Linked DNA regions of Homo sapiens: region 2 is linked to region 1. Evidence: chromatin loops called from intact Hi-C (ENCODE). Cell type or tissue: HepG2. All regions are shown on one strand. Links, peaks and the distances in the headings refer to the core of each region. The heading gives the core; the rest is flanking DNA. Region 1 overlaps RCSD1 (RCSD domain containing 1). Region 2 overlaps GPA33 (glycoprotein A33).

Region 1 (15,803 bases), core at 4,835-12,834:
AGTGATTCTTCTGCCTCAGCCTCCCGAGTAGCTGGGATTACAGGCATGCACCACCACGCCTGGCTAATTTTGTATTTTTAGTAGAGACGGGTTTCTCCATGTTGGTCAGGCTGGTCTCGAACTCCCGATCTCAGGTGATCCGCCTTTCTCGGCCTCCCAAAGTGTTGGGTTGAGCCACCGCGCCCGGCTAGATATTGCTTTTAACACACTGTTTGGTAGTTTGAGGATGGGTCAAGGGTGGGGAAGGTTGGGGAGAGAGTTTTCATTAGGGCAAGTCCTGAGCAGCTAAGCGTCGCCCTCCTTCCCTTTGAGAGTATGCGTGCCTTCGCTGGGGCTCTCTCTGCCTTGCCTGAGCTGTATCCCACTCCTGGGAGCTTTGACATATTCCTGCCACTCACCATGTGTGTGGAACATGATAGAGGTGGACACTTCTATCTTTGCTGAGTATACACTCTCAAGGGTTTTTTGTTTGTTTTTGTTCGTTGTTGTTTTAATTTCCCAAGCCTGGGGAGAGGGATAAAAAATAAAAATAAGTTCCCAAGTCTGCTTTTCCACTCCGTTAAGTAGTTTGTAATGGCTTCATAGTATCCCATCAAGATAATGGCACATCCTTTTCTTAATTATTCTTCCACTGTATAAGTAAGTGGTGTCAAACATTTTGTTGAAATTTTGTGTATATACTTTTTTTTTTTTTTTTTTTTGAGACAGGGTCTCACTCTGTCACTCAGGCTGGAGTGCAGTGGTGCCATCATGGCTCACTGCAGCCTCAACCTCCTGGGCTCAAGTGATCCTCCTACCTCAGCCTCCCAGGTAGCTGGGACAGGCATGTGCCACCTACACCCAGCTAGTTCACCCACACCTGGCTAATATTTTTGTATTTTTTTGTAGAGATGGAGTTTCACTATGTTGCCCAGGCTGGTCTCCCAACTCCTGGGCTCAAGTGATCTGTCCACTTCGGCCTCCAAAGTGCTGGGATTACAGGCGTGAGCCATTGCACCCTGCCCCTTTCCATGTACTTTGGATTATTTCCTTAGGACACACTCCCAGAGTTGGCCTGGTCACAGAGACAAACACTGATCCTTGGCCACTTTTATAACTCTTGATGCAATTCTGTGCTAAGGAGCTTGGCTTGGCTGGTTAACAAGTAAGATGGAAACGTGGAAGAAGAGGAACAGTGGCTCTCAGATAACTTTAAAGCCCATGATTTGATCTTTTAATTTCATTTAAGGGTTTTGATGGCATCAAAGCTTTTGAGAATGCTGATAATAAGTATTGTTGATGATAACAATTTTGACTTGGGGTCAGATGCATAAAAGGGAGTAAAAGAAATTAGAAAACTAGTAAATCCATTAGGAGATGATTAGAATAACTCTGGGATGACATTATTGAAACTGTGAATGGGCATTTAAATCACTTGTAATGGGGATTCAGTGACTATTTAATAACTAAGATTTGCTGGCTACTGAATTCTTACCCAATTTAGGCTTAGGTGGTGCAGACTTGGCTCTGTCTAGCAAGATCAGTCCTTAGGAATAAGAATACAATTAATTACATGGGTTCACCACTCCAAGGAACCTTCTCGCTAACTTGGCACACAAGACTGGCCTCATGCTCATATGCTGAGCCTTGTTTGCTGCTTGTGGGGTTATGTACTAATGGACTAGAAGGCCATGGCAGTTGTCTTGGTAGGCTTGTGTCACGCACAGCAAGCCTTCCTCCAATTTAAACAGAAACTTGGATCTGACTGAAAATTTGTGTCTTTTTCCAGATTCTAGTCCAATATCCAGCAAAAGCTTCAGCTACATTTTACTAAACATATTTCTATTTGGTTTCCCTCAGTGATCCTTTTTATGAGGTTTAGATCATGTGTCCCTCTGAATTTTGCAGTCCCTTCATTGAATCACTATTAATGAATTCTTGGAATTGCCTCAGCCTCTTCATTTTTCATTCAAAAGGTTTTGCTTGTTTTTAAGTTCTGAGAGTACATGAGGTCAGAGGGGTAATATGAATCTCAGATGTAGATTGTGAAAGAACTGCTCTCCGCTGGGACACCTTCACTTTCACCAAGGAGTCTTATTACCTGTTCATCTTATTACCCTCTGTTTTATACAGACCTAGTTCTGGTCAGATGTTTCTGGTTAACACAAAAGTGTATCATTTTCATGATCAAACTTGTGATTCTTTATGAAGACATGCTCATGAGAGTATGTTACAAAAAAGAAAGAGAAAATTAGATATAGTAAAATCCCAATTTTGCACCAACCAAGAATTAAAACAAAACGTATATAATGCACTAAAAAAAAAGAAGAATATCCATAAAATAGTAACATTAGTTATCCCTAGATAGTGGACTTAAAAATACTTTTTTGTTTGCTTCTTAAAATTTTTTCTTCCCCTCCACCAATTTTCTAAAATAAAGATGCATTGCTTTTACAATGAGAAAAAAATTAGGATAATTAACGTTTTTAAGCCACAAAGAAAACAGGGGTCTTGAAACTGCATTTCTTTGTTCTTGGTAGAATGGAGACACAGAATTAGAAGCAATGTAAAACAGGCCCTTTTGTGCTTCTCCATCCCTTCTGCTTCCAGAGGTGGTCAATAAGCCTGTTTGTATCACTCCTGAGAGGCCAGGTGCAACTGTGATGGGGATGTGCCTGGCACCGTCTAGCATGTGTGGCTTCCTTAGATAGTCAAACAGCAGTGACTAGTATTGGAGGTCCTATTGTTTGAAGAGGCTATTATTTTCTTGGGGGGGAATGAGTATCTGTGTCTTGGCAATATCCATCCTTTGAGTACCAATCATATAATTATTCTAGAATTTTGTTTCTGCATGCTGGTTAAAGTGCAATTCAGTCCACTCATTCTTTAAAACAGAAGCACCTGGTAAGTGTGGTAACTGACTTAGGGGTTTACCCAAGTTAGAGTAACTTTCTCTAATTTCTTTCTTTTCTTTTTTTTTTTTTTTAGAGACACAGTCTCACTCTGTCGCCCAGGCTGGAGTGCAATGGCACAATCTCGGCTCACTGCAACCTCCGCCTCCTAGGTTCAAGCGATTCTCCTGCCTCAGCCCCCGGAGTAGCTGGGATTACAGGTGTGCGGCACCCTGCTCAGCTAATTTTTGTATTTTTAGTAGAGACGGGGTTTCACCGTGTTGGCCAGGCTGGTCTCGAACTCCTGACCTCAGGTGATCCACCCACCTTGGCCTCCCAAAGTGCTGGGATTACAGGTGTGAGCCACTGCACCTGGCCACTTTCTTAAATTTCTATGTAAAACTACATCATGAAGGACTAGAGTCATATTACTTGCAGGAGTACTTGGGGGCGGGAATCCTAGCCTTTTTTTTTTTTTTTTTTTTATTGAGACCGAGTCTCACTCTGTCACCCAGGCTGGAGTACAGTGGCGTGATCTCAGCTCACTGCTGCCTCCACCTCCCGGGTTCAAGCGATTCTCCTGCCTCAGCCTCCCCAGTAGCTGGGATTACAGGCACACCAACAGACTCAGCTAATTTTTGTATTTGTAATAGAGACGGGACTTCACCATCTTGGCTGGTCTTGAACTCCTAGCCTCAAGCTATCCACCTGCTTTGGCCTCCCAAAGTGCTAGGATTACAGGCATGAGCCACCGCGCCTGCCCAGAATCCTAGCCTTTTCTGACCTCTTCCTTCGGCATCCTGCTTCCCTCATAGTGTCTTCCTGGCTGCTCCAGGCGGAGGGTGTTCAGCTCCCATGGAGAAGCCCCACAGCTTTTCAGGATTAGGGGGATGTGTAAGACATCTCTTAGTTCCTGTTTTGGATGTGGGTGGTTTTACTGTTGGCTTCCTTTACCCTCTGAGGCATGTAATACATTCATCATCTCTTCCTCCTCTGAGGAGTCTCAAAGAACCAGTTTCCTGCCCCATTTGACCACAGTGGGACTTTGCTGGAATTCCCACAGCTCTCCTGGGATTTGCGGGCAAAACTGGAATAATGGTCTCTTGTCAGCATCCATAGCCACTGTGATCAGGACATCCAGCACAGGGCTCATGGGGAGCCTGGGTTACCCCAACAAAACTGGGAAGGCAGAAAAGTGTGTCTCCTGACCCTAGAATTTTGTGCACTTTGCTCCTCTTTTGTAACCCCCTCTGGGAAGGGTCTCAAGAAACTTCTCACACCAAGGTGTAAATGACAAAGGAGGCTCCAAATAATGATCTCTCTCAGAAGTATTTGCATATTGAAGGAAGCCAATGATGACATTTCAGGTGTCTGCTGTCAGATAAAAGAGGTGTTAAGCAGGGATGACTGTTGAAAATAATCCCATCTCAGCTCTGAAATCAATTCAGTCATTCATGATTTAACAAATATTTATTGAATACCTACTATGTCTGAGGCACTGTGTACAATGAAGAATAATACAAACACATTGTACTCCCCTAGAGCTACAGGTTAGCTCTGGGCACAGTAATACATTATTACATAAAATAATGAGACTGATTTTCTTGGGTGGCTTATGAAACCTAATCCCATTTTATGTGAGCATTTGGATTTTGTTCAGTGCTCTTGACATCTTCATAAACCACCTGATCATGCATTATATAGAGACATTGTTTATCCTTTTTTCACGTGGTCCATCGAGCAAAAACTTGACTAGAACTAGTTGGGGTCAAACAAAATTTAATTTTGAAGCAAACAATGGGATAGTAATTGGGTGTTTCAGGTTTTGCCCTATGGGAAACAGCTGTTGTTTTTTGCCTGCCAGCATAGCTTCTTTTGGTAACAGCACCCTGATTTCACTTTGGGGAATCTTCTTGCTCACCTTTGCAAGCCTTGTAGAGAAAGTGCAGGATTGACTCACCTAGCTCCTAGCTCCAGGAGAGGGCACGCAGTCTCTGCATCTGCTTGGTTGTAACAGTTGATTCAGGTATAGACACGTGAGTCACACAGGGCCTATGGAAAGCCTCTACAGGACTTTTTCCCCACAGTAATGGTGAAAGAATAAGCCCTTTCACTGGGTTTGCAGGCTGGGAAGAACCTACTTAAGAAAATGACTGGCTGGACGTGGTGGTTCATGCCTGTAATCCCACTTTGGGAGACCGAGGCAGGCAGATCACTAGAGGCCAGGAGTTTGAGACCAGCCTGGCCAACATAGTGAAACCTGGTCTCTACTAAAAAATACAAAAATTAGCTGGGCATGGTGGTGCATACTTGTAATCCGAGCTATTAGGTTGGTGCAAAAGTAACTGCAGTACTTGGGAGGCTGAGGCACGAGAATCGCTTGAATGCAGGAGGCAGAGGTTGCAGTGAACTGTGATTGTGCCACTGCACTCCAGCCTGAGTGACAGCGCGAGACTCTGTCTCATTCAAAAAAAAAGAAGAGAAAAGAAGAGAAAAAAGAGACAGCCTTGGCTGCAACTATTAAGGAAAACTAATTAAATAAGTTTTTAAAAAAGAAAAAAAAAAGAATATGGCCAATACGAGGGAAAGCAGAGACCAATACCATGAGAGATTCCTGACATCACTTGGGTGACTGTATTTAGGTTTGTTTTTTTCAGTTCTATGAGGCTGAAAAAGGGGGAGAGATTCATTGATCTGTATAGTTCTGTTTTTCATCAGCTAGTTTGAGTTGGGTTTCTGTCACCAGCAGCTGGGTGAACTTGTTCATTCAGCTGTACTAAACACATCCCTAATCAAGAAAACCTAATCATAAGATGATGAACTGGTTGCCTTTTCACGCATTTATTTCTTTGACATTTATTTATTGAACATGTAGTTAACTGGTCATAGGACAAAACCTGCATGAAAAACTGGGCATTGTTCAGGGTGATCTCCGTGAGGGGCCTGGAGTTCTGAGGCCACTGAAGCTTACCTAGTTCCACATGCAGCTGAAACAGAATCCTAATCCCCTTTTAAATAGTGGCAGATCCCTTCAAAGCATCCAGGTTTTTTTTCTTGCTCCCTCTCTGGAGTAAGGAAGGACACAGTTTGAAATTCAAGCTAGACTACAAAGATCGTGGAAGAATGACTATGACTATTTCTTTAACTCTGTTGCTGTAGAAGAATCCGTGTTTTCTTTCAAACCCATTATGGAAGCCTGAAAGAAACAAGGTCTTCCTGGCCTGTTAATAACTTTGTGCTACCTAAGACACAGATGAATTTCTTTAATCCCAAATTTAGAAGTTCCAGTATCAACCATGCAAATAAAACACCTGATCATGGTTGCTTTGAGAAAGGAGAGTTTTAAGCAGTGGGGCTGCAGCACCAACAAAAATCAGTCCCTGTACTTCATGAGTTCCCTGCCAAGAGCCCCCTTTATTAATGAACAAGCCCTGGGAATGGGGCCTCTATTTTTTTCACAAAATACACCAAATAATGTGACTAACAGGAGACTTGGGGGATAGAAAGGTATTCTGATGCCCACAAGCATGGTGCCGCAATGTCACATTCTTGTCATTTTTACTGCCCCTCTCTCGTCTGCTACTATGTTTAGACCCTCCAGAAGAAAAATGCAGTTTCATTTTTCATATCTAAACCCCATACTTTCTGTTCCATGCCTTCCTCAAGTAAAGTGGCCCTTTTCATCACACATTCACAATCATGCACATATTCACAAAGTACTTGCCCAGATAGTGCATGTGTATAAACAACCCAAAGACATATATAAATAAAACCAAGTATTGTTTAGGGGTAGACTTCTCTGTCAATAAATGGATGGTAGCTAGATTGATAGCAAGCTAGCCAGCTAGATAGATAGACAGACAAGTTTATAGATCTCAAAATAATTGACACACACATCTCCCAAATTCTGCTAATATCCAAAGTTTATCATAGCTATGACAATATCAGTCCCAACCAGGTTACAAGTTTGTTACAAATTACAAACTACTTAAAAACAGTTTTGAAAAAAAATATATCCCAAATATTAACACTAAACACTACCCTGGAGTTAGAAAAACTGTAAATGGGATGAGGAAACTGAGGTACCAGTGGTGACATAAGGCCTTTTTGTCTGACAGACTGTTTTCTGAAGTCAGTGTAGGATGTAGTCTAACAGACCTCCAGAAGAATAATTCTTCCAACTACCAAATCAGCACACTGAGACATTAAAATACTCAAATCAGAATAAGGACCGACCCTAAGTTTAAATGTGTATTTGGATTAACATTTTTCAGCAGGAGTGTATGAAGAGGGGAGAGGATACAAGTCAAAGACTGGGTAGTCAGGCCCCCTGTCCCTTGCAGAATCCCTTACACTCACCAAACAGAATATTAAAGCAAGAGCTACCCAATAAGAAGAGACTAAAGACCCCAACTCACTCCTTTTGTGTTGGGCAGAAGAACCTGGGCTGTGAGTCAAGAAAAGCTTCCCAGGGAAACTAAGAAAAATGTTTTAATTATGTAGCTTGCACATAATGGTACTCAAGGCACCTCCCAGGAAACATCTAATCCATGCTCAAGGATTCTGGAAATGCAAATTCATCCTCACAGGATCAATCGGAGAGCCAGCATTATTCAGGTATCACTGCTTTTCTTTCAGGAGGAGATGCAACGCGGGACATGAAACCTCCTGCCATTCTGCCTCTCCATGGGAGTTCTCCACATTCTCAAGGGTGGGAGAAGGGAGTGAGCCGAGCCAGCGACCTCCCATGGTGGTCACCAACTGGAAAACCACAGGACAGGAAAAGCTCCTGCGAATGGAGCACTTTTTTTTTTTAAATGTTTCAATCATTATCTCTTCTAGTCCAGTGTTTTAAAGACTGGTTGGCCAGTTCAAATTTGGATCAAATTGAAAAGTTGTCTCTAGGGTTTTGATACAATTTAGGGTCTTCTGTAACTTACAGGGTTTCTATTTTATGTTTATGGCCACCTAAAATTAGTTTTTAACTGATATTTGAGAACCGTAAACACTTTAGAACATTAAAAAGGAACTTTACCCAAGCAAAATCTGATCAGCTAAATTAGAGCTCAGTTAAATTAGAGATCAGCTAAATTAGCTGCAGGGATAGGTGGGTGTGGATAGCATCCAGGGCTCCACAGGCTGACCAGTGCCCCTGGGACTCATCACCACAGTACATTGTTTTAAGTAAGTTCTTGTTGTTGAACCAAGTCCATCAAATGACATAAACTCAAGCTGATAAAAGTCTGCTGCCCTCAGATTCAGTCTCCATCTGCAAGGGAACGTTTGGTGTGGAGGCCAGGAAATAATCCACCCTGTGTCTTCAGGCTGACTCCAGACACTCAGCATATTCTGCCTCTGCAATGGCTTCGTCTGCTGCTGCTACAACTGTTGCTGCTACCTGCAAAGAGATGTGTCCAGCAACTTCATCACTGGGGCACAATGAGCTGTTCTTCACATTTTAGTGTCCTGGACAGGAGTGTCATCCTGTGAACAGGGGAGGAAAGAATTAATTAGGAAAATGGTGAGGAAATCCTGACACTCAGCATCCCTCCTTGGGGATGATGGATCTGGCAATAATAGTAACAGTAGGAGTAATAGTAAGAATGATAGTCATAAGAATGCTATGTGCCCAACTTAGTTTTTTTTATGCATTGACTTATTTAATCCTCACAAAAGCAATATGAGGTAGTTACTTTTATTAACTCTATCATAGGTGAGGCAATGAAGGCACAGAGAGGTTATTTCCCCTAGGTCACACAGCTAGTAAGTGGTGAAGTCAGGATTTTAACCCAGGGATCAGAGCTTGAGTTGTCCAGTACTAAGTGACCCTGCCCACCCTTGATGCCTGAGTTCCCTCTATCTTGGCCTCTTACCTATTCACTCATTCCCATTCAATGTGCTCTCCTGAAACACTGCTCAAGATTCTTAGGCAGCATATAAATGGAAAAAGGACAGAAAGAGTTGAAAATAAAAGACCAATACTTGAGTAAAAGGACAGTAAAGTAGCTATTTATTCAACAGTCATTCCGAAGGTATTACTTTGAGATCCTTCTGTGCTAGGAGCTGTACCAGGACTCCAGCCTCGTCCCCATCAGTTCTTTTGCTGAGAAATGGAAACATTTGGGAATGTAACCACAGTACAAGGTGGGGTGTGATGTGGACCATCCTAGTGGATTATACTGAGCAGGGGGGCATTTGTCCTCAGAGCAATCAGAAAAGGCTTGTGGAGGGGAAGATAGAGGTGTGGTGAGAGGACTTCCAGGTACCAGTGAGGGCTGGGTTAAAGTGGGCTGCAGGCAATTTCAGCTGGCAGTGCAGGCATTTGGGCAAAGAGGCTGTGGGAGTGGGTGAGGAGATGCCTTGCCTAATGCAGAATGGTGGAGGGTGCAGGCTGGCTGGAGCCCCGGCCCCACTATTGGGGAGCATGGAGACAGTGAAGGTTAGGCATGTGGCAAAGCCCAGCCCATGGAGGAGCATGAACTCCATTTTCCAGTGGGCAGTATCAAAGGGTTTGGGATAGGAGAGCAGACAACCTATGGTATTTATAGGAAGAGGCATTTGTCACTGATGTGTAGGGTGAGTCTGGAAACCAGGAATTCTGTTAGGAATGAGTTGTGATTGTAGAGATAGAAAAGAAAGGCTAGCACTGGTATCATCATAGAGATGGGGTTGTGCCATGTTGCCCAGGCTGGTCTCCAGCTCCTGGGCTCCAGCGATCCTCATGCCTCGGCCTCCTAAAATACTGGGATCACAGGTGTGAGGCACTGTGCCTGGTCACAATTCCATTATTGATTGAGCTCCCACAAAGCGCTGGTCATGCTCGGGGCTGAGGAGGGTCAAGGAGGAGCGGTGGGTGGGAAAGGGGAAAAGGAGGAGAGACAGAGGGATCTCTGGCAAGGACAGTTAATGTGTCTGAGGGATGATTGAGGTGGGAATGCAGGGAGTGTGTCCCCAAAAGAACTGAGAAGAAATAGGGCCAAGAACTGAGTCTGTTGACCTGCCAGTTAACCAGGAGGGAGAAGAAAGAAAGAACAATGTTAACACTACAAAGTTACAAAGGTAGGGGATTCTCAAGAGAAGGATGTATTTCATCAGCTCAGGGAGAAAAGAATTTCAAATCAAATGTTGAGAAACCAAGGGGAATGACTTGGAAAGCAATTGAATCAGGCAATTAGGAAGTCGGCACTTATTGTTAATACAGCAAAGTCTCAGATTTGATATCCAAATATTTCGAATGTCTTTGTTTGGGTAAGTTAGTCTCTGGCATAGCTGAGTGCCCTACACAATACTGGATACATAATGAGTGTTTGAGAAACACTTGATAAATTTTTATTTATGTATTTATGTATTTATGTATTTATTTTATTTATTTTTAGACGGAGTCTCTGTCACCCAGGCCAGAGTGAAGTGGCTCGATCTCAGGTCACTGCAACCTCCACCTCCTGGGTTCAAGCGATTCTCCTGCCTCAGCCTCCTGCATAGCTGGGATTACAGGCACACGCCACCACCCCTGGCTAATTTTTGTATTTTTAGTAGAGACAGGGTTTCACCATGTTGGCCAGGCTGATCTTGAACTCCTGACCTCAAGTGATCTGCCCGCCTCAGCCTCCCAAAGTGCTGTGATTACAGGTGTGAGCCACCACGCCCAGATAACACTTGCTAAATTTATTTTAAGTATTAGAGTTGTATCTGATTCTGTGCCCTCTTTTCAGGGCGACTTTTCCTTATAAACAGAATCCTAAGTGCAGTGACTTGATACGTCCAGCTTGCCTATGATTGAAATCCCCAGGATGACTCCTTCTTTCAGTACGATATGTTAAAACACTTGTGAGGGGCAACCTAACAGTAAGGTGACCCTTTATAGTGCTTTCACACGTCTGATGCCTTTGGCGCACTTATGGAACTTTCCCCTGTTTTCTCTCGAAGAACAAATTGCTCCAGCCTTTGTGCTTCACATAGCACCCTTCTAGGGCAGAATCCCATTTATTCTACTGCCTTGTCGTTATTTGTTTATGCCTCTGTCTTCTTCACTTTTGACTCCCAGTATCTCACATAGTGGTAGGGATAACGGGTGCTTGTTAAATGCTGATTGCATGAATGCAACCATAATTAGTTTGTCTGATCAATCTATTTCTACCGACAGAGGAACAAGATGGGAATTAGGTTAGGGGGTTAGAAAACTGCTTAGAGGTGTGTGCTGCCTCTGGGGGATCCAGGAAAGACCTGGGACAGACATGGGTGCCTGAGGAAGCCCATAACTCAAGGGGTCAACCTTGTAATTGTTCTTACTGATGGTTCCTTTTGCACTAGTGACTCAGGCATTTTGATTCTGACCTTGACCTGGTTTAAGAGGAACAGGGAGGACTGGAGACAGTGCCCTCTTCCAGATTAAACAAATTATGCACACGTGCACAGGTACTTTGTAAGCAGTTTATTCTGATGATTGGGCAGGTGCCTAATATGTCAACATTGACTGAGCTCTGTGACCATGGACAACTCCTGTCCTCTCTTGGAGCCTTGGTTTCTTTCTCTCTCTAAACTAGGCTGGGCATAGTGGCTCCCTCCTGTAATGCCAGCACTTTGGGAGGCTGAGGTGGGCAGATCACTTGAGGTCAGGAGTGTAAGACCAGCCTGGCCAATATGGTGAAACCTTGTCTCTACTAAAAATACAAAAAATAGCCTGGCATGGTGGTGCGGGCTTGTAATCCCAGCTACTTGGGAGGCTGAGGCAGGAGAATTACTTGAACCTGGGAGGCAGAGTTTGCAGTGAGCTGAGATTGTGCCACTGCACTCCAGCCTGGGTGACAGAGCAACACTCCATCTAAAAAAAAGAAAGAAAGAAAGAAAGAAAGAAAGAAAGAAAGAAAGAAAGAAAGAAAGAAAGAAAGAAAGAAACTAGGCAATTGGGTTAAGTGGCGTCAAAGTTTGGCATCTCAGAGATGACCGAGAGGAAAAGCATTCCTCTCATTCCATTCAGAGATGGAAGTGGAGCTACTCTTTCTCCATCTGAGCTGCCTATTTGGGAGGAGAGTGCTCTTGAGGTTGCTGGGCATTCTCTTCCCCTGCCCAAGGCTCTGTTGGGAATACGGAAGTGGCAAGGCTTGAGAGATTACCAGTGAGCCTGCCCCAGAGCTCCTGGAGTTCCCGCAGGAAGACTTCTTCTACCTGAGACCTCCCTGAAGCAGCCCTCTTCCCTACTAGCTTTTCAACCAAAGTGACTTTTCAACCCTTCAGGATTGGAAGATGCTGTCAGTGAGATGGGGAGGTCTCTTGGCAAGGCAGGTGTCTCCTAACCTGAAAATAAGATGTAGCAACCACTGGCAGGTGACTACTTGGACCCAGTGACTTCATCCTCAAAAAGGACTAACAGATTGGGGCATGTATTTGCCTTCTCTAGACCTGGTGGAATCTCTCAGTTCCAGAAAATCCTAAATGTAAAGATTGCTTACTTAGAATGGAAAGTTTTTTTGTTGTTGTTGTGCTTTTTTTTTTTTTTTGAGACGGAATCTTGCTCTGTCACCTAGGCTGGAGTGCAGTGGCGCGATTTCCGCTCACTGCAAGCTCCGCCTCCCAGGTTCACGCCATTCTCCTGCCTCAGCCTCCTAAGTAGCTGGGACCACAGGCGCCCACAACCACGCCTGGCTAATTTTTTTTTGTATTTTTAGTAGAGACGGGGTTTCACTGTGTTAGCCAGGATGGTCTCGATCTCCTGACCTTGTGATCCACCCGCCTCAGCCTCCCAAAGTGCTGGGATTACAGGTGTGAGCCACCACGCCTGGCACTGGAATGGAAGATGTTAAAGAAATCTGGAGCACCTCTGCCTAACAACTTAACCCAGGGGTCTCAGTCATACTTTATGAGTCTTTGGGACTCACACATTTTTCTCCCTGATCTAGCGTGAGTGAGAATAACGTGAGGGCCCCAGGAGATCCCCTAAACACATCAGTTCCTCTTCTACCTGTACTTCTATCATTAGAGATTATTTCTTTTGGGTCAGACAATTTTCTGTCTTCTTTTAAAATCCATTCATTCACTCAACAAAGATTTTTTTAAAGAACCTACTATGTTCCAGGTTCTGTAGCAGGTGCTGGAGATGCAGTGAGGAAAAGGAGTAGAGAAATACAATTAAAAAATACACAGGAGAATTTCAAATAGTGATGTGTTCTATGATAAAAGTAGAATCGTGGGAGAAAATAACTGATGGGATGGAGGGAGGTCCACTTAGACTGAGTGGCACAGACAGGCCTCAGTGAGAAGGGACCATCTGAGCTGAGCTCTGAGCCGTGGGTAAGAAGCGGCCCTGTAAGGATCAGAAGGAATGTCCCACACAGAGGGGACAGCAAGGATAGAGCTCTGAAGTGGGAATGAGCTTGCTGTATTGGAAGAACAAAAAGACCTCAGCATGGCTGGATCACAGTGAGGGGGAGAGTCAGGGAGAGGTGGGTACATCCAATCCAAACCCATAGTACCTGTGAATTTGACCTTATTTGGAAAAAGGTTCTTTGCAGATGTAACTAAGAATCTCAAGACAAGATCATTCTGGATTTAGGGTGGACTCTACATCTAATGACTGACATCTTTATAAGGGGGAGGAGGGGGACTATGAGACACACAGTAACAGTGAAAGGCCGTGTGATGGAGATGGAGGCAGAGACTGGAGTGGTGCATCTAGATGCCAAGAGATGCCATGAATTGCAGCAGCCACCAGGAGCCAGAGGAGGCAAGGGAGAATTCCAAGGGTTGCAGGCAGCTGCCAGAACTTAAGGGAGAGGAACAGATTCTCCCCCAGAACTGCTAGAGGAGACCAACCCAGCCAACAACTTAATTTTGAAGGTCTGAACTGTAGAGCTGTAAGAAAGTATATTTCTATTGTTTTGAGCCACCAAGTTTGTGGTAATTTTTTATGGCGACCCTGATACAAGAGGCGAATAATTTTAGCAAAGAGCAGTTGATCTAAAAAACAAACCAAACCTGCTGGTTGCTGTCCAGAGAATGGATTATATACGCAGGGGGAAAAAAAAGTGGAAGCAGGAAGCCAGAACTACTGTAAGGCCGGGCGCGGTGGCTCACGCCTGTAATCCCAGCACTTTGGGAGGCCGAGGCAGGTGGATCATGAGGTCAGGAGATCGAGATCATCCTGGCTAACACGGTGAAACCCGTCTCCACTAAAAATACAAAAAATTAGCCGGGCGTGGTGGCGGGCGCCTGTGGTCCCAGCTACTCGGGAGGCTGAGGCAGGAGAATGGCGTGAACTCGGGAGGCGGAGCTTGCAGTGAGCCGAGATCCCGCCACTGCACTCCAGCCTGGGCGACACAGCGAGACTCCTTCTCAAAACAAAAACAAAAACAAAAACAAAAAACAAACAAACAAACAAACAAAGAGGCTACTGTAGCAGGAAGCTGATAGTGGTGTGAGTAAATGAACGCATGAATGAATGAATGCACTAACAAAAGCGACGGGTGAAACAATTGTGGGTGACTGACTTGATGAGATTGTTAGGGACTCTGCAGAGCTGGTTCTGCTCTTAAAGCATAGATAGGTGAGCTCAAGATGGGCTTCCTGGGAGCTGGTGGGGAGCAGACAGGTGTAGAGGAAAGGGCCAGTAAATGCAGGCCCAGGCAGGAGGGCAGGGACTGAGTCACCCCGTCCTCCTCATGTGCAGCAGATGCCCAATCCCTGAGAGAGAGTGAACGTCCCAACATCACATGCAGCTTCTTTCTCTGAGGGCCAACTCAAATACTACCTTGGCCCTGAAGCATCCCCAGCTTTTTGTCCCATCCACACACAAATTGTTTCTGCTACACTTGCACTTTGGGCTTCCCTGGGAATGCCCCCTGTCCACTGCCCTATTCCACCTTGTTCATGCACATGAAAGAGTTGCTGGTCTCATGTGCTAAACTGAGATGATTTTTAGAAAGGAGCTCCCCTTTCTTTTTCATCTCTGGATCCCCTGCAGCAGCATGCCCAGGCTCCTGCACTCAGCAGGCTTCCATAGATGCTTGCAGGCCTCAGTTACTGAGCCGTGCCGAGGCTCGGTCACTCACACACACCCAGAAGCTTGCCAGAACTCCAAGTCAGCGAGAAGTTGGCAAGAGCAGAAGACACACTTCCTCTTTGTGTCCTTTTGTCCCCTCAGCCTCAGCGACAGCCTTTCTCCAACAAGTTGGCACGAGGCAGGAGCCTGGCACCTTTGTTTCTGCATGTCGAGCTGATTTATGAAGGGACTGTACGGAACAGGACATGTGACAGAGGCACACACTGGCCCTGGCACTGCCTTCTGCATGTGAACGAGCCAGGCCACCTACCTCCGGCTTGGGGACTGCTGGCTCGCTCTGGACCTCACTGCTGGTCTCCAGCTGGGCAGGGCCGGTCTGGGGGCTGCAGCCTGGCTCGAGCACTGCCCCCTCCTGTTGTTTTTCCTTGCCTTTTTCCTGCTTGGGGACATCTCCGCCCTTCACTCCTCCAGGGGGACTGTGGGGGGTCTCCTTCACTGCAGCTCCCTCCTCCAGCTTCTTTGTTTCTTGGCTGTCATGTTCAGGTCCCACCTCTTCATTTTGCACCCTCTCCCCCTTCACCTCTGTAGCCTTTTCCATCTCTGCTTCCTCTCCAGCTGGCTTTTCCTCCCTGGGGCTCCCACACCTATTTTCTGCCTCTGGGCCAGAGGTCTGGGGCGATTCCGGGACCTCCTCTTGGGCCGGGTGCTGGCCGTCCACCTCCTCTGAACTCCGCCTGGCCTTTTCACCGTTCTTGGCTTCCTCTGTGGCCCTGTCCTCCTCCTGCTTCTCTGTCCTGCTGGGTGACCTCCTCAGAGGAGGCTTTTCAGCAGGTCCCAGGGTTCTCACTCCCTCTCCCGCTGCTCCCTCACTGGACAAAGGGGATCCTGGGGCCTTGCTCTTGGATGGCAACACTTCATCCCCATCCTCTTCCTTAGCA
Region 2 (15,803 bases), core at 3,559-11,558, 620 kb after region 1:
ATCTAGTATATTAACGTTTGTGTTAAAACCAGAGAAAGAGACAGGAAACTGAGGCAGAAGAGACAATGCAACTTATCCCGTATCATTCACAGAGCAAGAGAAGATTCAAACCCTAAAAACAAACAACAAACTAGATGGGTCTTTTCCAAAGGCCAAAGCTCCTTGCCACTTCTGGGACCCTGGTCATTGAAAATTCTGGGACTCTGAGCATTTCCCTCTGGGAGGGAAACCTCCCAGAACAAAATCAGACATTCATGAGTATATGGTTGAATCCACATCAAGTGCTTAATAGCACAGTGTTCTGTGGGGACCTATGGAGTGTCTAAGGGTTAGAATGAAAGTCTTGGCATTAAGGTACCAACCATTTTGCTGGGCATTGGAAGGAAATAGAATGGAGAGAAGGAAGTTGAGAGACGCAGGGTTTGGCAAAGTTTAGGAATATCTTTGGTTTAGTGTATTTGGCCATCACCTTGCAATTCAGACACTGTTGAGGGCTTCCAGGATCCAGCTGCAACGGGGAGGAGAAGAGCTATACCAGGAAACTCAGGAGCACCAAGCCTGGGGAAGTGGAAACCAGGAGACTGGTTTAGAGCTCACTTTTTAGCATACACAGGAAAGCCCCGGGCCACGGGGCCTACAGCTCATTCTGGTTCTCCCAGGCCCTAGACATGCTTTTCTCTCAACACCTGGCCTTGGGGCTCTCGAGGGAAGGGCAGCCTGCTGCTGGGGAAGGGCTGGATCACACGGTTTGGAGGAAGATCTGGGTAAGATCATTCTCTCAGGCTGGCTCAAGTTCATCTGACTGAAGGCAGAAAGCCCCTCATCATCCACCAAGATGGACTGGTTGGCTCATTCCTTTATCCAAACAACTCTTTACTGAGCACATAGTTTGTGCAGGTGCCATAGAAGTGAGGAGTCTGGAATGATTAGTCATAAGTGGGCCTATCTCAGCCATCAGATTCAGGCAGGGAGGATGCTCCAGGGCCTGAGAGAGGGAGGCTGAAGGAAATACCCATCCTTCCCTGGCTGGGCCAGTGATTCTCCCATCTTCTCCTGGTAAGCCAGAAGCTCCTCCATGCCTGCACCACCCCAACCCCCAACACATATCCCCACACTTGTAGACTGGCTGCGACCCATGCATGAATAAAAATAAGAAATTTTGGCTTAGAAAAACGATCTTAAAACAAGATGCTCACCCAGCTTGGAGGGAAAAGTGGCCGTAACTCTGAATTGCCTGGAGCAGGACATTTTGCTTCTTCCTATGAGAAGGCAAGTGACCCCTGGGGAACTCACCCAGCAGAACGAGTCTTGGGCATGTTTTCAGACACACTGATGAAGTGTCTTCTACCTCCGCCCCATCCCTCCCACCACAGCCTGCCCAGCACAGAATCACGTGCCCACCAACTTTTCTTCCTCCATATCTTACATTAAGAGGAAGAAGGGGCCAGAGCAGTGGGGCAGGAGAAGCCAGGCTTGGTGGTCGACTTGAGGTATATAAACAGAGTTTACCAAATAGTGAAATAGCCATTGCCACTGCAGGTGAGCAAGGAAGACCTTCAAAGGTCGACCAAAAGCAACCAGGCGGCCCTCCCCACCATGCCTCATGAGAGGATACCACCTCTTCCTTTGCGCAGGTAAGGGAGACCCAGTTAGGAGCAGGGACATTAGGAAAGGCTTCCTGGAGGAGGTGGAGCTTGACTTGGGTTCCAGAGGACTTACTGGGCTTTTCTCTTCTTTCTCTTCCCATCTGACCTTTCCGAGGAATTGATTCTGCTAAGACCTGGGCAGGGAAGCACTGCACTGATGAATGGGCCTCAAGACTCAAGTGGTGTTGGAGGAAGCAGAAGCTATTCATAAGGTTCCATGCAGGGGGCACAAACGCAAGGCCGTGCTTTTAAAGTAGGGAGTTTAAAAGCAATCATAAAACCGACTAAAAGTTGGTCTGCTTTGTGTGTGTGTGTGTGTGTGTGAGACAGAGTCTGGCTTGCTCAGGCTGGAGTGCAGTGGTGTGATCTCAGCTCACTGCAACCTCCGCCTCCCAGGTTCAAGAAATTCTCCTGCCTCAGCCTCCCTAGTAGCTGGGATTACAGGCATGCACCACCATGCCCAGCTAATTTTTTGTATTTTTAGTAGAGACAGGGTTTCACCATGCTGGCCAGACTGGTCTTGAACTCTTGACCTCGCAATAAGCCCGCCTCAGCCTCCCAAAGTGCTGGGATTACAGGTGTGAGCCACCGTTGGTCTGCTTTTTATGATTATCATGTGCTGACAATTCTAAACAGAGTCAGTGACAAAACAGACCTCCATGCCTGGGAAATGTTCCACCCGTCCCTCCTAACACTCCACTGCCATCCCAGGGGACCAAAGGGGGCTGACCCCAGTGCCTCTTAACTGACTATGGTGTGGGCAAATGGCTTCACTTTGCTAAAGTCTTCTTGCACAGTCTTCTAGTCTGAAATGGAGGGGTGTAAAATTCACACTGTGCCCCAACAGGGCTATTATAGGTACTAAATGAGTTTGCACATGTAAAAATCTTAGAAGAGGACTTGACACATAATAACAACTCAATAAATGCCAGTTATGAGTGCAGTTATTATTATTACTGTGGGGGAATGTAAGTTACAGAAAATTAGTAGACTTTGGTGACCAATTATCCGAGAGCTCTGAGATGGCAGACACGTGCCAAGAAAGGGAGTCAGAGGTCACTGTGGATGAACCCTAAGTTATCACCAAAAAAGCCGCCATGCGCTGCCCCCTCCACAAGGCTGTTAGAGAAAATGCTCCAATGTGTGCACAAAATCAAGGCACTTCCATTCCAGGATTTTTTTTCAGCCACCAGACTTCATGAAAGATTTGATGTGCTGCAATGTGCCGCTGCATGAAAAGGGATGCATAAAGAGGCAAGCTCCAGGAGACAAAAGTCACTGAACAGCTCTGCTCAGAGCCAGTGAAACCTTTGAAGACCCAATCTCTCACACACACACACACACTTACTTACACACCCCACCTTCCTAGAATGAGAGGAAGCTTCCTTGTTTTTCTAAGTTAAATGAGAAAAACTCAGGAGAACTTTAACCTGGGAAAGGTGTAAAAGCTTTCTTCTCTCTAGAAAAAAATGTTTTTTCTCCCCCCATATAAAAAAGTTTCAGAAAACCCACAGGTGCTTGATCCATGAAGAGTTTTTGAAGGGAACCAAGTTTGCAAGTTGCTGACATTTTGAGGCTGATTGTGCCATTTTAGAACCCTTCCCTGGCATCTTTGTTAGAGGCACAATCCCAGCAGGAAGATTTTTCCTAAATGTGGTGCCCTACACTTGTCTGCTCTGAAGTGCCATGTTCGTGTGGATCACACAGGTGTGGGTTGGTCCCTGGGGTCTGCCCTATCACGATGGCCTATCTGAGCCCAGTGTCACATGTCTAAGCTCTGTGCAGTGGCCTAGCCTAAGATATGTGGTTTAGGGGCTTAGCCTCAGATGTGCACTTCTGATGAGACCCTGGACCTCAAGAGGGTAGTATTTGGGCCAGAGCCGGGGTGGTGTCAGCCCGCAAATGCAACTGCAAGATAAGCGGCCCGCCCACCATCTGCTCTGTGGCCCTGGGTCCTGTTGCCATTCCAATCCTAAATTAGCCTGGCTCCCCGCTGGGGCCTGGGCCCCACCTGCTGGCACCTGAGCACAAGTCAGAAGCCAGTGCTTGTAGGAAGAGCTCATGCACCTGGAATGAATCACATTGCCTCCCTGTCAGAGACGCAATCAGGATTAAAATGTCCTACTCTAGTCTCAGTCCCAGCCTCAATGGAGAAAAGATGTTATGAATGGTCGGTCTAAGAAGGTTAGGTGTTCAAAAGAGGAAGACTAATAGTTTAGGCCAGTGGCTCTCAACCCTGGTTGCCCATCAGAGTCACCTGGGAAGTGAAAATACAGATGCCCAGTCTCCCCCATACCTTCTGAGTCAGAATCCAGAGGGGAAGGATCTGGGTTTCTCTCTGGTTTTTGAAAAGTTACTCAGGTGATTCTGATGTGCAGTCTAGGTGTAGAGACGAATTGGAACTTAAGGAAAAGTTGGTTTAATGAACAGTTGCCTCTAATACACTGCATGTGACTTTTAGCTCAGTTTTGCATCATCCAGCTGCTTCTCCGGTTACTGTCCAATTCCCTCAATTTAGGGGGCTCAATGGTATGCATTCTCCCACATTAGTGTGCATACAAGTCATCTGGGGATCTTGTTAAAATGCAGATGATTCGGTATGTCCAGGGTAGGGCCTGAGATTCTGCATTTCTAATGAGCTCCCAGGGGATGATACTCCTGGTCCAGGGACCAGAGTCTGAGAAGCAAGGCCATAGGGAAGAATTGGTTCATGGGCACAGGTGTGATCCTCATCTTGCCTTTGCCCACCAGAGTCCCCTCTCAGGGCTTTTTGGTAATACAACCATGCTGCCTATTGTGATGCTGGTCACCAGGAAGCCTGGGGAAAGTGTGCCTGGCCCAGCATGTACTTGTAATCCTGGCAGTGTTTGACCTGGCTAATCTCTCCCGCATTTCTGAAACACTCTGTCCTGTTGGTTCCCATGAGACTTCCTCTCCTTGTTCTCCTCCTACATCTCTGGCCTTGATGTTTCCATGTCTCCTTAGCAGCCTCATTCTCCTCTGTCCTGCCATGAAATGTCAGAGTCCCTCACCCTCAGTCCCAGGCTCTCCTATTGTCACTCTACATCCACCTCCACCTCCAAAGCTTTAGTTGCCACCCATTCCCAGCTGACTTATAAATTTCTGTCTTCAAACCCAACATCTCTCCTGAGCTATTGTCTCACAAGTCCAACAGCCCACATGACTTCTCAACTTAGATTTGTGGAACACTGAAAACTCTCAAACTGAAAACAAAACTCATGATCTTTTTCCCCAAACCTGGGTCTTTCCCAGTGAGCTCTCTCTCAATAAATGACAAACTGTCCATTCAGGAATGAAAGCCAGAAACCTAGCAGTCATCTGTTACATTTTCTATTGCTGTGTAATAAACCACTCCAACATTTAGTGACTTAAAACAATAATAATCATTTATTTTCCTCTTAAATTAGCAATTTGGATGGTGTTTGGCAGGGACAGCTTGTCTTTGCTTTATGCTTTATGCTGGGTTGGCTTAACCGGCATTGGAAGACCCACTTCCAAGGTGGTGCACTCACTGGCTAACAAGCTGGTATATAGTCTAATTCCTCTCTCCAGGGGCCTCTCCACAGACAAGCTTGTGCCTCCTCATAACATGATGGCTGGATTCAAGAGTAAACATCTAAAGAGACAAGAAGTTAAAGCTGCTAGTTTCTTAGGGCAAAGCCCAGAAACTGACCCAGCATCACTTCTGCCATAGTCTATTGAGAAGCAGTCACAGAACCCAACTCAAAGGAGAGAATAAGAACACCTTTTGTTGAGAGCAGTTTAAAAGAATTTGGGGACCACATTTTAAAACCGCCACATCACCCTTGATCTCTTTATCCCCCACCTACAAATTCAGATCATCACTTTGTGTGATGATTTTAGCTCTCCAGCATTTCTTCAATCTGCCCGTTTTTCTCCATTTCCTCTGCCACCTCATGCTCCACACTGCCTCTCCTAAGCTACTGCCACAGCTGCCTCACTTGTCTCCTGAGCCTGTTTGCCCTTCTCCTAACTGCTGTCCACCCTGGAGCCAGAATGATCTTGTAAAATAAAATCATGACCATGTCACCACCTCTGCTTAAAGCCCTTCCATAACTTCCCATGACTATTAGGATAAAGACTCAAATCGTTGTCATGGCCGATAAGCGCCAGGCCCAGCCCACATTTCTGGCTGCACTGGCCATGTATGGTGTGATTTGAGTTGCTTGTAAGAGGATCTTGGTGGGGGCAGGCAATCTGGCTGAAAGGGTGGATAGCAGGATTTGTCCTCAACTACTTGGATGAGACAAGGATGCTGTTTTTACTTGTCCTGTATTTGGACAAGTTTATTTGGATTGACAGTGGGAGGCTAAAGGATATCATATGGGGAATCATACACCCCCAAGAAACCTCCCTGGTGCCATAGCTACACACTGGTTTGTGTTAGTTTCTGGAACATGCCTCGCCTTCTGCCACCCCCTGACCTCTGCATGATGCCCTTCCCTCACATCTCTTCTCCTATTTTCTCAAGGTTCACTCCTGCTTATATTTCAATCTCAGCTCAAAAGGCCCTTCCTCAGGGCACCCTCTCTGTTATATCCTCCCATCATATGCATGACACTCGTTACTATGGTGGTTTTACATTTATTTCTATGATTATTTATTTATTACCATCTGACTTCCCTGGAACAGTGAACGCCGTGAGAGCAGCAACTGCATCTGTCCCTGCCCCACGTTGTATCCCCAGAGTCTGGCATAGTGCCCAGGACACAGGCACCCAGCAGCCGTTTGCTGGATAGGTGTTAGTGAATGGGTGCCGACCCTTCTGAACCTCCCCTAGCAGCAGGCTGACTGGCTTCACCATTTCCTATCCTGCCTTTCCTGCTTTTCTTCCTCCTCCAGGCTGCCCCTGCTTGTCTCCAACCTCTGTGTTCCTAATCTCACTTGCTTCTCTCAAAATGTTCCTGTCTCACATTCCTTTCCTGGGTTTGATAGATAAGGGGCACTAGCTAGTTAGGGAGATGGATTACTCCACAGGTTAAAGTGACTTAGAGAAAGTCACTTAGTGTGTCTTCCCTGCCTCTCAGACATCACCTGCATTTTAGCAGGAGCTTCTGTGCCTTCTGTCAATGGTGGAAGTTTCAGTATTGCAAGAGCTGGTGGAGGACATAGTGGACTTGGGGGGAAGTTCAGTTGCCCCTCAAGCCACCCCGGGTTGGCAGCACTCAGGTTTTGCCCTCCATCGTCTTCTCTCTGCCTGCTCTGTGGGGCTTGTCTCTGTTCCCAGATCACCCTGTCCCCTTTCTGCCTGGGGCACCAACCGTCAAGCTTGGAACCCGCCTCCTTCCTGAGGTGTTTCCCTCTCCTCTCCTACCCAGTGACCTTTGGACTGCTTCCTCATTTTCTGCCCTGGTGAGTCAGGGATGCCATAAACACCAGGCATGGGCAGAACATGGCGACAGACAGACGCTTCCCATTAGGGCCGTCACAAAGTTCACTGGGAGAGGAGCATAAAACGTATATCTGTTGGCTAGAGCTCACGCCCTGCACGTGTCCACCAATGTATCTCCATCTGCATTTGGGGAACAGGTGACACTTGCCGTGAGCAAAGCTGGCTTTCCAACTGTGCCCTGGCCCTTCCCCTCCTCTCGGGTCCCCTCCCAGGCTAAGGTCTTGCTCCATCTGGTGTCTGCTGCACTTTCAGACTCTTCCTTGCTGGCAGCACCTTCCCTATAACCTACAAACCCACCTCCATTTCTCCTTCTTCAATCCCAAAGGGGCTAAAGAAATCTGCTCAGGATCCTCTGTGCCCCTCTGGTCTCAGCTTTCTCATCTTCCAGTGTTAGGTGAGCTCCTGACAAAATAGGCTGCCCTCACTGTCTCTACTTTTTCACCTCCTAGTTGGCTTTATTGTTAAAAGAGGGCTGTATGTTTGTTGCAGAGCATTTGGGAAATAAAAGTACACATAGAAGAAATCTCAGATTGCCCCACGATCTCAGAATCCACAGGTAACTGTTATTAATACTGTATTTTGGTGTATTTTCTTCTAGAAATATTCTCTCTCTCTCTCTGTCTGTGATTGTGTAGGACTGGGACACTGTTGTATGCACAGTTTTGCATCCTGCTTTATTCCCTTATATATGCAGTCCAACACCGTGAATTGAATCCCTCGGGTTCTACCTCCTCAATAAGCCTTCCCATTAAATCTCTTTTCCTGGTTTTAACTCAGCTCCTCCCCTACACACCTCACTCCCTTAACACTTCCACTTTAACACTTAATTGGGCTCTATTAGGATGCTGGCTGACAGTAACCTCTGACTGCTTCCTGAGCAGGGATTGTGCCACATACCACTCAATCAACAAGGCCTTATTAGGACCCAGCTCAGTGTAGACACCTGGCAGGTAAAGCCGGCAAGTGGTGGATATAAGAGAAGCCTGAGACTCAGACGCTGCCCCAGGGAGCCTGCCATCTGTTGAGGGAAGGAGCCTGATGCACAGCCCATATCAACACGAGAACTACATGTACCTGGGATACATCTGCCCGAAGTGGCTCGGGAAAGCCAGGCAGCAGGAAGGGCTGGGGTGGTCCTGGTGGGGCTTCCAAGATGGCGTGTGAACACACCTCTGATCATTTTTCTGGTGCCTTGCACTAAACTAGGACATTGGTAGAATTTTATTGGATTGATCTGAATTTATAGATGCATAAAGAATCATGTTGAATGAACGGTTCAACATTTATTGAGTCCTAAACCACCTCCCTCCCTGCCTCTCAATCTCTCCTCTCTCAGCTGCCAGTTTGAGAGCCTCCCTGCCCATAGAGGAAGGACAAACCAACCTGCGTGTGTGAACTGCCTTCTTCTCCCTAGAGACCAGCACTTTCTCAACACCAGCACATGGTACTTGGTCCTGGGGCTGGCTGGGTCCTTTCTGGCCTCCAGAATCTCCTCCCTAAGAACGTGGTTTCTCTGAGCAAATAGATTTTCCCAAGTGGAGGCATTACTGCCAGTTTCCCAAGGGCTCACATAATGTGCTATGTATGCCTCAAGCCACCGGTTCCATCAAGCATTTCATTATCCTCCAACGTATTATTTTCCATTTAGTTCTCAAGAGACCGTTTATTATCTTCTTAATAAACCTTAATTTTTTACAAGCAATCATCGAGACCTCAGGCTGGCTCTCCATATGGACCCCCTTAGGGAGGGGAAATGACCTCTCCCATTTCCAGCTGAGGTATCTTGCAGACTCCACTTCTCATCTCTGGGGCTCCTTTGGTCCTTTATTTTACTTTTGGTCAATTTCCAGCAATTCATTGAATAGGTTCTTCCACCAAGTTTCTCTGGTTTTAAATCCTACCCATCCTGTAAGCTTAAGTTCTCTATAATTCATTCATTTGCTGTCAAAAAACACGTATTGAGACCTTTTACATGTTAGGCACTTTGCCGAGCTCTAGGGATATGAAGATGAAGAAAACACAGGGCAGCAGAGGAGAGAGACATGACAACCTAGATTGCCTGTAGAGTCCTTTATGTCCCAGGGTAAAGGATATGCACTTTATGTGAAGTCATTCAACCCTCTCACAACCTGGAGTTGGATAATATGATGATGCTCACTTCACAGTTGAAGAAACTGAAGCCCAGAGAAGTTAATTCAGTTGCCTAAGGTTACACAGTTAGGAAAAGTAAGAAAGAGGATGCCAACCCGGATAGTTTGGCTGCAATGTTTGTGCTCTTGGCCATGCTGCTGTATTGTGTAATAAAGTTTTATGAGAGAGAAGCACTAGGAGGCAGGAAGCCATGGGTAGTAGGTGACACAAAGGACAGAGTTATCAATTCTTCTTGGGAAGGTTGGGGCATCTTCTTTAGGACAATGCATGTGCTATCATGCAAGAGATTGTTATGATTCCTTCCTTGCAGGTAAAGGCGCTTGCACTTCTAACCTGTATACCCCTGGAGGTTAACACATTGATACATTATTAGTTAGTAACACCTTACAGTAAATTAGCTTATCCGATGGATGCTCTTCTTGAGCATCAGAAGAGCTCAGCCTTGACAAGGAGAGTAGGGGAGAGAGGATGGAAGAAAGAAAATGTCTAGAGCATGACGGGCACAGGGCAAAGGGAGTGACTGGATGGGAGAGCCACAGCTACTGGGAGGAGGGTGGGCTCTGGGCAACTGGAGACCTGATATTCAATGCCAACCTATACAAGGAAGCGGAAAGTGAGGTAGCTGGAAGACTCTAAAAATGAGCTTCACTTCTCAACTTCCTAATCCCAGCTTAGATGTCCTACCTGGTGCTTTGGTCTCATTCACTGAGTACGGATGCAAAGACCCCCAGGAGAGAAAATGAGGGATGCAGTGCTAATAAGGATAAAGCCTGTGGAAAAAAGTAAAAGAAACTGGATTTATTCCAGATGGAGGTGAAAAAGCTGGTGATTGCAAACATCAGAAGCCTCTAAAGCTACAATGGCGAATTATTAAAAAGTCCAGCCAGATGTCTTCATTGCCAGTAATGTCAGAACAAGAGGATATTGACTGAATGGGTGGAAAGGATTTAGGCTAGCTATGAAGGATTCCCAAGATGGCTGTTGGCATAAAGTTCTTAAACACGGAATAACTTCTCGTCTCAAATTATGGAAAATGTAAGTGTGCCTCAGGGCACAGGATGAGCTTTTTAAGATGCTTCTCAGGTTTACAAAGAACATTGAAAGAGTGCTCCACATTTTCCACATTTGTGCAAGTTTTCTTTTTTTTCTTTTTTTTTTTTTTTTTGGAGACGGAGTCTCGCTCTGTCGCCCAGGCTGTGGTGTGATCTCGGCTCACTGCAACCTCCACCTCCTGGGTTAAAGCAATTCTCCTCCCTCAGTCTCCTGAGTTTTTGTAACTACAGGTGCATGCTGCCACACCTGGCTAATTTTTGTAGTTTAGTAGAGACAGGGTTTCACCTTGTTACTCAGGCTGGTCTCGAATTCCTGAGCTCAGGCAATCCGCCCGCCTTAGCCTCCCAAAGTGCTGGGATTACAGGAGTGAGCCACCACGCCCAGCTGGTTTTTTTCTTTATGAGCTCTTTCTTATTCATTCATTTCTATTTCTTCCTTCACAGGTCTAATAACATCAAATGGATTTTAACTCTCTGTTATAATGATCTCTAAAATTGATCTATTCTTTAGTTATAATCATTAGCAATTACTATTCTTTTTTGACAGCTCACCCATGGTGATGGTGAGTGCTGCCTCTTGTGATTAACTTCTACCAAGGATGCACCTCCACAACAGAGTATGAGACAAGGAAGCAGAAGTGGCTCAATATGAAAAATATATGTAATAGTAACTATCATTTATTGATTATGAGTTAGGAACTATTCTAAACAAAGTACCCATTTCATGTCACTTAATTCTCACACGGCCCGTTTCTCAAAGGAAAACTGTGTGGCACAGAGGTCTTAAGTAAACTGCTCATGGTTATATGTATAGTAAAGAAAGGAACCAGAGTTCCAACAGGGGCATTCTAGTTCTAGAATCTGTGCATTCAAATTCTATGCCATGCTGCCTCCTGAAATGGCCATGGAGAAGTTGTGCGATACAGAGCGGTACACGCTCCGGGATTAAAGTATCGAAGGGATGTTTCTGAACCAGAAGAAAGGGAGAGTTGGGAGACAGAATGAACGAGTGGTAGGAGTGGTTGATGGGAGTATATTGCCCTCCTTGGAAGGGGATGTTCAGAGAATCTGAATACAGCCAATTCGGCCATTCCATTTGGCAGAGTCTCGCCTCTCACAAGGATGTGAGGCTCCTGAGAACTGTGAGGTGCTAGAGAATAGTGGGTGTTGTTTCTATGCAGTTGCCAGCCCTAGTTCTTTTCCTACATAAAGGTCACACTGAGTTCTCTTCTATAAGCAAATACTGTACTTAGCATTTGGTTAAGAGGATCTAAGTGTATGTGTGAAGCTAGTCTATGTCCATTAATTTGCCAGGGTAAGAAGATGACTTTGTGGGCATCTATCTTATCTCCCTGAGTAGAGCAGGGGGCTGGTTTTATATGCTAGGCACATATTAAATACTTGTTGGTTGACTGAAGAAAGCAGAAGAGTTTCTGTGACAAGATTGAGGGGTGTGATGTGGTCAAGGAACAAAATAGGAAATAGGTTCTGTTGACAGCCAAGGAAAACACCATCCTCCTGTCCCTGCAGGCAAAAATTAGCACTTTTCCCTGACTGTTGGGCAGCAGCCCTATACCCTCACCAGGGCTGCCTCTATCTGAAGGACTTGCCAGCAGCTCTGCCATTTGTTAGCTGTCAAGCTGTCATATCTAGATAGAGCAAAGGGTTTAACCTTTTGGAACCTCAATTATGTCACCAGTAAAATAGGGAAAATACAAATGTCTATCATTAAAGAGAGTATGAAAATAAATGAGAGAATATCTGTAAAATACCTGTATGGTGCCTGTACCATTGAGATGTAATTAAAATAACATGAGATTAACAGGGAATTGAGAATGATTAACTCAATAGAGTGACTCATTTTTCATCCATTGATGGTTGACTTAACATTCCTTTAATCTTGAGTGAGCAGGTAATTAGACACTCCATTGTCTAAAGGAATGACTTAGTGGGTTGGTTCTCTTTGATTTGAGAGTGAGAATTGTTACTATCAGATAGAATTTGCTTGAGTTTTGGGGACCAACTGTGCATGGGCCATTTAGGTTCTGCCAGTGGCAGAAGTCCCTTAATGTGTAGTGTGTGGCCAGGGTGATAGACAAGAACAGAATCAGTGTAAAGTTCATGGAGAGGCCCAAGAGTGGTCACCGTGAGGACAGCGCTCCAGGGAAAATGCCCTGGTCCAGGCAAGGACAGAAGAGGTGAAGTAAAGATCAGTGGCAGTTGCCATGACTACACCAGGCATATGAGAAATGATATCTAGATGGGCTGTCTGCTATAGCTGGGAGCTGGGCAGACGGCACTGGAGGGCTCCATTGAAGCAAGTAACCTTCTGATGAAGGGTGACTTGTTAGTAATGATGACTAATGTGTTTTCTTCTCTTTTTTTTTTTTTGGAAATGGAGTCTTGCTCTGTTGCCCAGGTTGGAGTGCAGTGGTGCAATCTCAGCTCACTGCAGCCTCTACCTCCCAGCTTCAAGTGATTCTCCTGCCTCAGCCTCCTGAGTAGCTGGGACTACAGGCATGCACCACCACAGTCGCTAATTTTTTGTATTTTTAGTAGAGGCAGGGTTTTACCATGTTGGCCAGGCTGGTCTTGAACTCCTGACCTCAGGTGATCCATCCACCTCGGCCTCCCAAAGTGCTGGGATTACAGGCACGAGCCACTGCGCCCTGCCAGCAAATGTTTTCTGATAGACGAAGGTGGTGGAAAGACACCAGTCACATGGAGGGTCATTTGATAAGTCTTGGCCACTTTGGAATCACCTTCTGGAGCAGCATCAGTGACTTGGGAAGCCAACATTTGAACAAATTTTCAGGGGCTTCTGGCACTGGCATCACCATGAGGAAAATATGCAAATGCCAAAGAGGGGAAACCTGTTTTTTTGACATCTTCCTGTCTCTCATTCCCAATATCCAATACTCCCGGATATTATAAACTCACCCCAGGAGCTCACATGGCCCTCACTGTACAGTGCCCATTCCAGGAGGGTGGCTGACTTTCACCTTATGAAATACTGCTTAATGAAGTATGAACAACCCGAATGCTTCCCTGTTTCCCAGGAGCGATTTGCATTTTGAAAGAGAAGTGTGTTAATCCAGCTGGAATTTGCCTGGATAGTGGAGTCTTCCCAGCTGGGCGGGGGGACGGTCTTCAGCAGGACATTTTCCTTCTTTATGCTGCAGCCTCATCATGGGAACATTCAGTAAGAACTTGCTCACCCTTCTACCACCAAATCTACCAGCCCACTTGCACCTTTAGCCACATCCTGTTACAGTGGGTAGACAGCCCGGCATCTCTTCTAAGGCCTGTCCTCCCATAACACCGTACCCCCAGCCCCATTTGCCCTACAAGGACATCATTTCTGTCCCCATTCTCTCTTGGCTCATTCTCATCATCAACAAACAGTGTAAAAGTATTATTTTTTAAATCATCATACACATATTTTGGGAAAAAGGGCGTAAACTCCTCTTGACCCTATAGCCTCCTTTAGCTGCTACAGTCTCCCTGCTCTCTTCCCTTTCCAGCAAACACTGTCTGCTTCCTCTTGTCCCATCAGCTCTTGAACTCACTCCTTTCAGGCTCCATCCCCACCACCCCACTGCATCCACTAATGCCAAGGCCACCTCCATGTGGCCACATCCAATGACCATCTCTCTGCCCTCAGGTCCCTGGTTGAACATGTCAGCAGCATTTGAGTAGCTGACCTCCTTTGCTTTCAAGAAACTTTTCCTGCTCTTGGTTCTCTTCCTGTCTCCCTAGCCAGATTTTCCTACTTCTCCCTTACTGATTCCTCCTAATTTCCTCCATCATGAAGCACTGGAGTGTCCCAGGGTTCAGTCCCACATGTCTTTCCTGTCTTCATGCACTTCCTTAGTGATCCTCAACATCCTCTGACCTTAACTGATGGAGAGCCGGTGACTCCCAAAGTTGTGTCTCCATTCCGTGCCTCTGTGGCACTCCAGACTTACATAACTGCCTCATTGCCACCTCCACCAGGGTGTCTAAGGAGCATCTCAAACTTTGCAAGTCCTCAAACAAACTCCTGATCTGCCCCCTGAAACTTCCTCCTTCCTTAACTGTTGTCATTTCAGTAAACGACAACTCCATTCTTCCAGTTGCTGAGGCCAAATCCTTCTGTCTATTCCTGACTCCTGTTTTCCTCTAACACGCCAAATGTAGCCTGCAGTCAAATCCCATTGGCCCTACCTTCTAAATACATTCCAATTTGGATCACTTCTCACCACCTCCCCACAATCACCTGTGTCTAAGACATTAGCCCTCATCTGGACTATTGAGCCAACTCTTGCCTGATTTCCTTGCTTCCATTCTTGTTCCCCACCCCACTTCTATCTGTTCACCCCACATTTGCCAGAATGATCTTTTAACAATGTATGTCAGGCCAGGCATGGTGGCTCATGCCTGTAATCCCAGCACTTTGGGAGGCTGAGGTGGGTGGATCACCTGAGGTCAGGAGTTCAAGACCAGCCTGGCCAACATGGTGAAACCCCATCTCTACTAAAAATACAAAATTAGCTGGGCGTGGTGGTGCATGCCTGTAATCCCAGCTACTCGGGAGGCTGAGGCAGGAGAATCACTTGAACCTGGCGGGAGGAGGCAATTCAAGATCGAGCCACTGCACTCCAGCCTGGCAACAGAGCGAGACTCTCTCTCAAAAAAAAAAAAAAAAAAAAGTAAGTCAAATATATTTTCTCTGCTTAAATCTCTCCAGGGCATTTTCACTTCATTCAGAGCAAAATACAAAGTCCTAAATAAGGGCTACATTGCTCTATGCAATCTGAGACCACCCCCACCCCCACAACTTTTCCATTTCATCTCTCCTCCTCACTCACTTCCCTCCCACTACACAATCTCCCTTGCTGTTCCTTGTGCGTAGACTAAGCTGACTCCTGCCTCCCTGCCTGACCCTTGCTTAGCCTCTGCCTGGAAAGTTCTCACCACTGGGATCCACATGGGTCTCTGTGCCAAGCATCTATTCTGTATAACAAACCACCCCAAAACTCAGTACTTAAAATAATAACAATCTTTATTTTACTCCTGAGTCTTCAATTTGGGCAGGGATCTGCAGGGTAGCTCAACTCTGCACCCCTCAGCATCAGTTCCAACAGCTAGGTGGCTGGGTTTGCTCACTCCCATGTCTGGGAGTTGAAGTTGGCTGTCCCAAAGGACCTCAGTTGGTGTCCCAAACACAGACACCTGTCTTTCCATGTGGCTGCTTACCTCCCTTCAGAATGTTGATGGTTTTCCAGGGTGAGCATCGCAAGGGACCAGGTGAAGAGAATGGCCTTTTATGAGTTGGCCTCAGAGCCACATAACATCCCTTACACTGGAGTCACAGGTGCACCCAGGCTCGAAGAGAAGGAACACAGACCCCACCTCCTGAGGGAGGAGAGTCAACATCACGTGGCAAGAGCATGTGTGATAAAATATGCTAGTGTGGCCACATTCTTTTTCCTAACCTTGTTCTGATAAACTCATACGAGATAAACTCCTGTGAAAATA

What was found. A loop is a pair of places that touch in the nucleus more often than their neighbours do. Peaks named below come from ENCODE experiments on the same cell type or tissue, not always from the same donor. Only the 100,000 strongest peaks of a DNase experiment are listed, where the experiment ranks them.
Region 2: a loop joins it to region 1, with 6 times the contacts of the local background. A loop is called at or near these places in 2 of 110 quality-filtered maps.

What each region holds. Positions count from the first base shown.
Region 1 is chr1:167,697,215-167,713,017 of GRCh38, reverse strand. RCSD1 (RCSD domain containing 1) reads right to left here. Exons shown (of 7, transcript NM_052862.4): 6 at 15,176-15,803; 7 at 4,322-8,354. The coding sequence ends at 8,322. Among named protein-coding and RNA genes, the nearest start is that of TRP-CGG1-1, 9.6 kb to the left of the region's middle. RefSeq lists enhancers at 5,671-5,870, 14,710-15,392 and a silencer at 7,452-7,746. In HepG2, for the core only: no CTCF peak of the experiment used is centred there; no DNase peak of the experiment used is centred there; H3K27me3 peaks cover 2,892 bases.
Region 2 is chr1:167,074,078-167,089,880 of GRCh38, reverse strand. The region is part of intron 1 of GPA33 (glycoprotein A33); the gene reads left to right. It overlaps LOC124904451 (a long non-coding RNA gene), which reads right to left and starts at 1,281. Exons shown (of 3, transcript XR_007066717.1): 1 at 1,197-1,281; 2 at 470-558. RefSeq lists an enhancer at 3,094-3,593. In HepG2, for the core only: no CTCF peak of the experiment used is centred there; a DNase peak (open chromatin) is centred at 7,050; H3K27me3 peaks cover 2,052 bases.